2 separate regions of the Homo sapiens genome follow, and region 1 is linked to region 2. A link is a loop called in an ENCODE intact Hi-C map of the cell type or tissue named here. Cell type or tissue: Panc1. All regions are shown on one strand. Links, peaks and the distances in the headings refer to the core of each region. The heading gives the core; the rest is flanking DNA.

Evidence for each region. Peaks named below come from ENCODE experiments on the same cell type or tissue, not always from the same donor. Only the 100,000 strongest peaks of a DNase experiment are listed, where the experiment ranks them.
Region 1: it touches region 2 in a loop (7-fold over the local background); 23 of 110 quality-filtered maps call a loop at or near these places.

What each region holds. Positions count from the first base shown.
Region 1 is chr6:51,540,536-51,543,464 of GRCh38, reverse strand. No RefSeq gene overlaps it. Among named protein-coding and RNA genes, the nearest start is that of PKHD1, 550 kb to the left of the region's middle. In Panc1, for the core only: no CTCF peak of the experiment used is centred there; a DNase peak (open chromatin) is centred at 1,396.
Region 2 is chr6:50,814,783-50,817,711 of GRCh38, reverse strand. LOC124901490 (a long non-coding RNA gene) reads left to right here. Exons shown (of 2, transcript XR_007059923.1): 2 at 68-467. Among named protein-coding and RNA genes, the nearest start is that of TFAP2B, 2.6 kb to the left of the region's middle. In Panc1, for the core only: CTCF peaks have their summits at 1,245 and 1,454 (motif pointing left); DNase peaks (open chromatin) are centred at 1,461 and 2,011; H3K4me3 peaks cover 881 bases; H3K27me3 peaks cover 64 bases.

The DNA of each region.
Region 1 (2,929 bases), core at 205-2,704, 730 kb before region 2:
AGTGTAGGAGAAGGGACCCTATCTGGAAAAACACCCCAGGGGTTGGCTCTTATAACTGGCCCCGCTTTTCTCAGCACAGCTTTTTCTCTGATTTTGAGCCTCGGTTGCACGTTTAATTTTCAATGAAGACACAATGAAGGTGTAATTGTTTATGGTGATAAACTTATATTTTGATGGGCCTGAGAATGTGGAGGAGGAGTAATAGTGAATGGGAAGGTGAGGGCGAAGTTGTAATTTTATTTTTTTGGTGCCAGCTTTAGAAGATAAGCCACTTCCAAATCTCTGGGAGCCATGTATGCCCATCTATGTTCACTTTGCTTTCTTGTCACATTTTTTTCAAACCCAATGAATATAAAAGTTTTGAGCAAAAGAAGTTGTTTGAAAGGCAACTTATTTTTATCCTTATAAAAACTCAGCATTACAATAACTTATAGAAAGAATATAATGTGTTTCTTGAGTTTTTAATCATGTCTTGGTGTCTGCAAGCTAGTGATTTTATGACACTCTTCTTTTTAAGTAGAATATTACCTTTCAGTTTAGAAATAAATAGTAAGCCCCAGAAGTGTTAGCTCCATGAAAATAAATAAGAACTATGCCTAAAATAAGAACTTAGCATAGTTACTACTTTAAAAAAGAGCAGCTGAGCCACTACCATAAAACAAGACTAGAATTCAAAATGATAGTCAATTTATATTGCTGTACTCAGTGACATACTTTAAATTCCACAGCCTCCAAACATATTTTTGCATAGAAACTTGGCTGTAGTTCTCCCCCTCCTTTACTACACATCCCAACCGCATCTCATCCCTATCCCCACCCCTGCCATAAACATGTAATATGCCTCCATCGTAAATTTAGGGCCATCCTGATGTCACAGCTCCTCAGTGACTACTGAGATTTCCCAGGATGCAAGAGCACCAAGCGCTGGGAGCACTGTCAATAGGATTGCAAAGGAAGACTTGGAAATTTTATCGATGACTCTCTCCCTCCAATTTCCTATGTGCCTTTGCGTAAGTTGCTAACAACCAAATTAGTTAATGTTCAGGCCCTCAGAACTTGTGAAGTAATCATTCCTTTCTAAAGAGCACAGTGGGGGTAATTTTTACTTTTATTTGTTTTCTTTTACATTCATTGTATGTCTTTTTTTTTTTCCTTCCTTAATTCATGCTCCTATGGTTTTCCCCTCTGTGCCTCAGCTATATATTGCTTTGAAAAATCAATAAATCCTTTGCACATAATAATGCTTACCTACTCTACCTCACAGGGGTGCTGTGATGCGTAATTAATTAATGTGTGTAAAGAGCTGAGGGATCACGCGACACAAGACGCCCTATAAGTGGGAAGAATCATTATTAATAAGTGTTATTACCCAAATGCCTCTAGATGTCAGCAAAACATCTTTTTAAAAATATAATTGGGCAGCCCGTTTTGAAAAGCCTAGGTTCATTCTTTCTCTCCTGTACGGCAGACACAAGGAGAATGGCATCGGCAGCAATGCCAGTGAAGCCTTTTCTTTTGGCTCAGGGAGGCTCATTTAATCTTGGAGTATGAACTTTGAATAGATGTAAGCATTGGAACAAAGCAGCACTTGGATGCCTTGAGGTCTGAATGGGTGGCAGGCTGGGTCATTTTCTGGACAATCTGTATGAAAGATCAGTCTTTTCTCCAAAAATAGCATTTCATTTCCTCATCTCTGAAGCAATCTGTGTTGCTAGTAGATGAATGAGGTGAGAATATATATGGGGTGTGTGTGTATATATATATATGCATGTGTGTGTATATATACATATGCATGTGTATATATATGCATATGTATATATATGTCTTAAATATATATTTAAATGTATATGTATTTTTTCTCTCCATGTTCAAATATATATATGAGGAATTCATAACGGAAAAATAGGTGTAAGCTGTTTTAAATGTGCTGAGCCCAGTGATGCCTGCTGTACTGACTTCCTTCCATGGTGAAAATGTGAAAATGAGAATTATGGCAATTTCCCACAAAGTGCAGGTGATGACATCCCAGGCTTACGTCTGACATAGATTATGCAGTAATCCAAATGATCATTTGCTGACGCTTATCTCAATAACAAGTTATTCCTTTCTCTGCTCTCCTCTTGTATGTTATTGTGTCCACAGAGGTGTAAGTGTGAGGTGTGGATACAGGAGAAGAGAACCACAACCAGGGAACCCTGTTACGAGACTTCTTGAAAGTGTGAGTGCTAGGAGGTGGTGAAGTGCCAGGGAAGAAAACTCCGTTGGGAAAGGGCATTTCATTAAACTTATTTTAATTCAATTCAACACACCTTGATTTTGTGGTTGTATGCTAAGTTAGGCAATTTAGTTTACCAAGTACTTCTCAGGAAGGTAATAGTTTTATTTCAAAAGTCCCCATGATGAAAAAAAAATAGTATCCATATGTTATATTTAAGTCAAGTATAATAAGATGCAAATTATTATTTTTTGTCAGTATCCAATATCACACACACTTTGTTTCTCAAGGAAGTTTCACAAAAAGGTTGGACTGTTTATTCTATTTTTATCTTAGGTGTTTAGGGGAGTCCTTTAAATAATCTAGTTTTCTAGGGCAGACCAGCCTGTGTCCATGCAGTGTACTGGGTGTCACATGTCCCTCCGGGGCAAGAATGGAATGGCCCTTGATGACACTGAAATAGCTTTCTCCAGGCTAGATCTTGAGGCTCCGGACCACAGGGATGTGATGGAATATGGTTTGGGTTTGTCATGGACAATGAATGTGGTCATTTGCTTTACTTGCTTGTACTTCAGTCAGTCTTGTGGCTGACAAATTTGAGCCCCAGAGAGGTGGCCACAGAGAGGGAGGGAGGAGAGCAAAAGAGAGAGAAAATGCAAATATTGTTTAACAAGCATTTGCTTTAGTGAATTTAAAATCACTGAATTATGTAGA
Region 2 (2,929 bases), core at 294-2,793:
AAATGAATACTCATCTGTTCCCCTGTTCCCCCTTTCCCATCCCCTCTGTTTTTCTACTCCCTTTCAGGGTGCGGAGAGCTTCTCATAGCCGGAACAGACGCCCAGAAGAGGATCTCTGCGCCTGGGACAGAAAAGAAATGCCAGGAGGGACCGAGGAGGGATGGGGCAATTTGGGGTGGAAGTTATTAAGCCTGGTGAGAGTGAATCTGCAAAGGGTGATTGTCTTTAAATCCAGGACTGCTGTGTGCAGCTCTGCGCGAACAGGGATGGACGCTGTTTGAGTACAGGGCTCCGGACAACCTTGTTGGACGTCGATTCAATCAAAACCAAGGAGAAGCTTCATGAACTGCAGAATAAACAATTCTGCAGATTTTTAATTTAATTTTTAAAGATAAGTCAAAGGAAAAGAACACAAAGAAGGTGCTTCAGAAGGAACTTCAGAAATAAACCCCTTATTTCCGGTTGAATTTTTTATGTTTCGTCTTTCCTTTTCTCCTCTTCCTCCTTTTTGTTTTCCTTTTTTCTTTCCTTCATTTCCCTTTTCGTTCCTTCCTTTCTCTCTCCATTCCTTTCTTCCCCTTTAAATGTTAACCTTAAATCATACACAATCTATACAGATTTTTCACTAGGAGCATCAGCAAAGATTTTCTTCTTTGCTTCCAGAGCTAGTTAGGAGATGAGAAGGGATTTTTCTTAATCTTATTGTGTGGTGGGACTTGAAACGGGTTCCACACCCCCTGACTTCTAGAACTAAAATCAGTGCCAGATCAATAATCTGAAAGATAAATATTATAGACTTGGAAGTTCAGATTCTCCAGGCACAAGACATTTAATTAATGGAAATAATTGTTTTCTCCCTTTCAAATCAATAATTCTGTCATTGTTATTACCTAAAGATCATTACAACCCAAATAAAATGCATTTGGAAAAATCTCACTTTTTTTCTCTAAATGCTTTTAACACCTTTTAATATCTTTTTGGTATATTATTGCCTAGTCTAAAATAAATAAACTCTGAGATTTAACAAAACAAAACCTGCAAGAGATAATTTTACACATAAATTAAAATAATATAAGGTATTGTGTTAGTATAACTATTTTATAGCCTTATATATGAATAATTTCAAACTTTTTATGTGTAATTTTATTTTATGCTAGTATTAGGTATTTTTTAAAGTGGAAATATCTTGAGATATTTGGTTAAAATTTAAGTTCTTTAGGAAACCTGAAAAATAACAAATCTGGTTTTATTAAGAATGAAGCATAAACCTAAAAATATACACATATATATAGAGAAATACCTTCAAAATACATAACCATAATTAAAATCCTAGTTATTTTTTTTAACGTGGGCGTTATTCGAAAAGTCCTAGACATTGCAAGGTAAACCGTTCCCACGGACCGTTCCCTGTCATTGAACGGGCAACAGCGCCCTCTGTCGGAATTTTATAGACGCAAACCCTGCAAGTCTCCTTGATTTCTTTTTCGGCAAAGGTTTCTTTCCGTTCTTGAAAACCTGGTATTGAGAGGAACATTTTTAAAGTTCACTTCTTATGATATTTACTAATTTTAGAAACGATCGTTCCAGCATCTAAAAAGTTCAAACGCCCGAAGAAACGCACAATAAAAGCTCAGCCGCTACGGAGAAAATTTTTCCTAACTTGAACCTACCTCTCTTGCTTTTACTTTCTATTACCTTTCGCGTTATCACTCAATCACATGACGTAGGGAAACTATTCCCGCAAGAACTCAGTAAATGGAAACACAAAGGCAAAACAAACTCTGGATTTGAAGGAAATTAAACGAGTAAAATATGCATTTTCCTCGTTATTTTATCTTGCCTTATGTCCATATTTCTTTTTCAGGTTACGCACATGCTCTCCTAGGTGGAACCGCACTTGAGACATCCCAGATAGTTAACACTCGTACTTTCCTCTTTCATTTGCATTTATTTCAGTTTAAAACAGCAAAGAAAAGAATTATTCATACCCTCTTTTTTTTTCAGCCTCATATAGAGGGAATATTATTCAGTAAATGTCGGAGTCTATAATTAAAAGCAAATGCACCCAGCATGAAGCCCTCTGCTGGTGATTTTCGAAGTATGTTCAGGACTGTTTTTTAAAAAATGTACAGAAAAATATCATTATTAAATCAAGGTCAACTAGGAGCACTTTCATGTCTTCTTTCATCTTTCTTCTAAAAATCTAATTATGAATTATCTAAATTTATTTGACTTCCTTCCTTCCACTAGCCCTCACCTTTGCACCTGTGGGTTAACACTCCATGAACTATCTTCCTTTGCAGATGCCCACTGTACCACCTTTTCTTTTTCCATTACACAGTCTCCCTGGGTTTCCCCTTTCCATCTACCCAACGCACAAAAATAATAAAATTAGAAAAGTCAAGAATTAGAATTATTGTGCCAAGTTTGCACCCTGGCCTTTCTCATTCTAGGCGGTGGGGCAGGCTATTTAATAGCCTGAGGTTCAGTGCACTGAACTACAAAATGGAAATGATTGTGAAAATTTATTAAAATAGTATCTGTGGGTAAATATATGTGGTACTATTGCTTCATAAACAATTTAACTTATCATCATTGTCTCAAAACACTTAGCGGGGGGTCAGGAAAGTGGAGGCTTCTAAAAACCAGGGATTTGCAATAAACTCCTGGTTAGAAAGTGGAGGTGGGAAACCCAATATAGGTCTTCAGACTGTGTACTCAACGCTTTGCCCACAGTCTCATGATGCTGTCTTACTTCTTTCCTTCTGAAGTTAAGAAGACAGTATTTTTGGATCATTGAGTATGTCCAGGGTTATTTTTTATAGTCCTGGATTTATAAGTAGGCAAAGGAAAGAAGAGAGGAAGGAAAAACTGTCTTACTTCAGCATCCTCAGATATTGCCCCACCTCTTACCCATCAGAAGCATTAT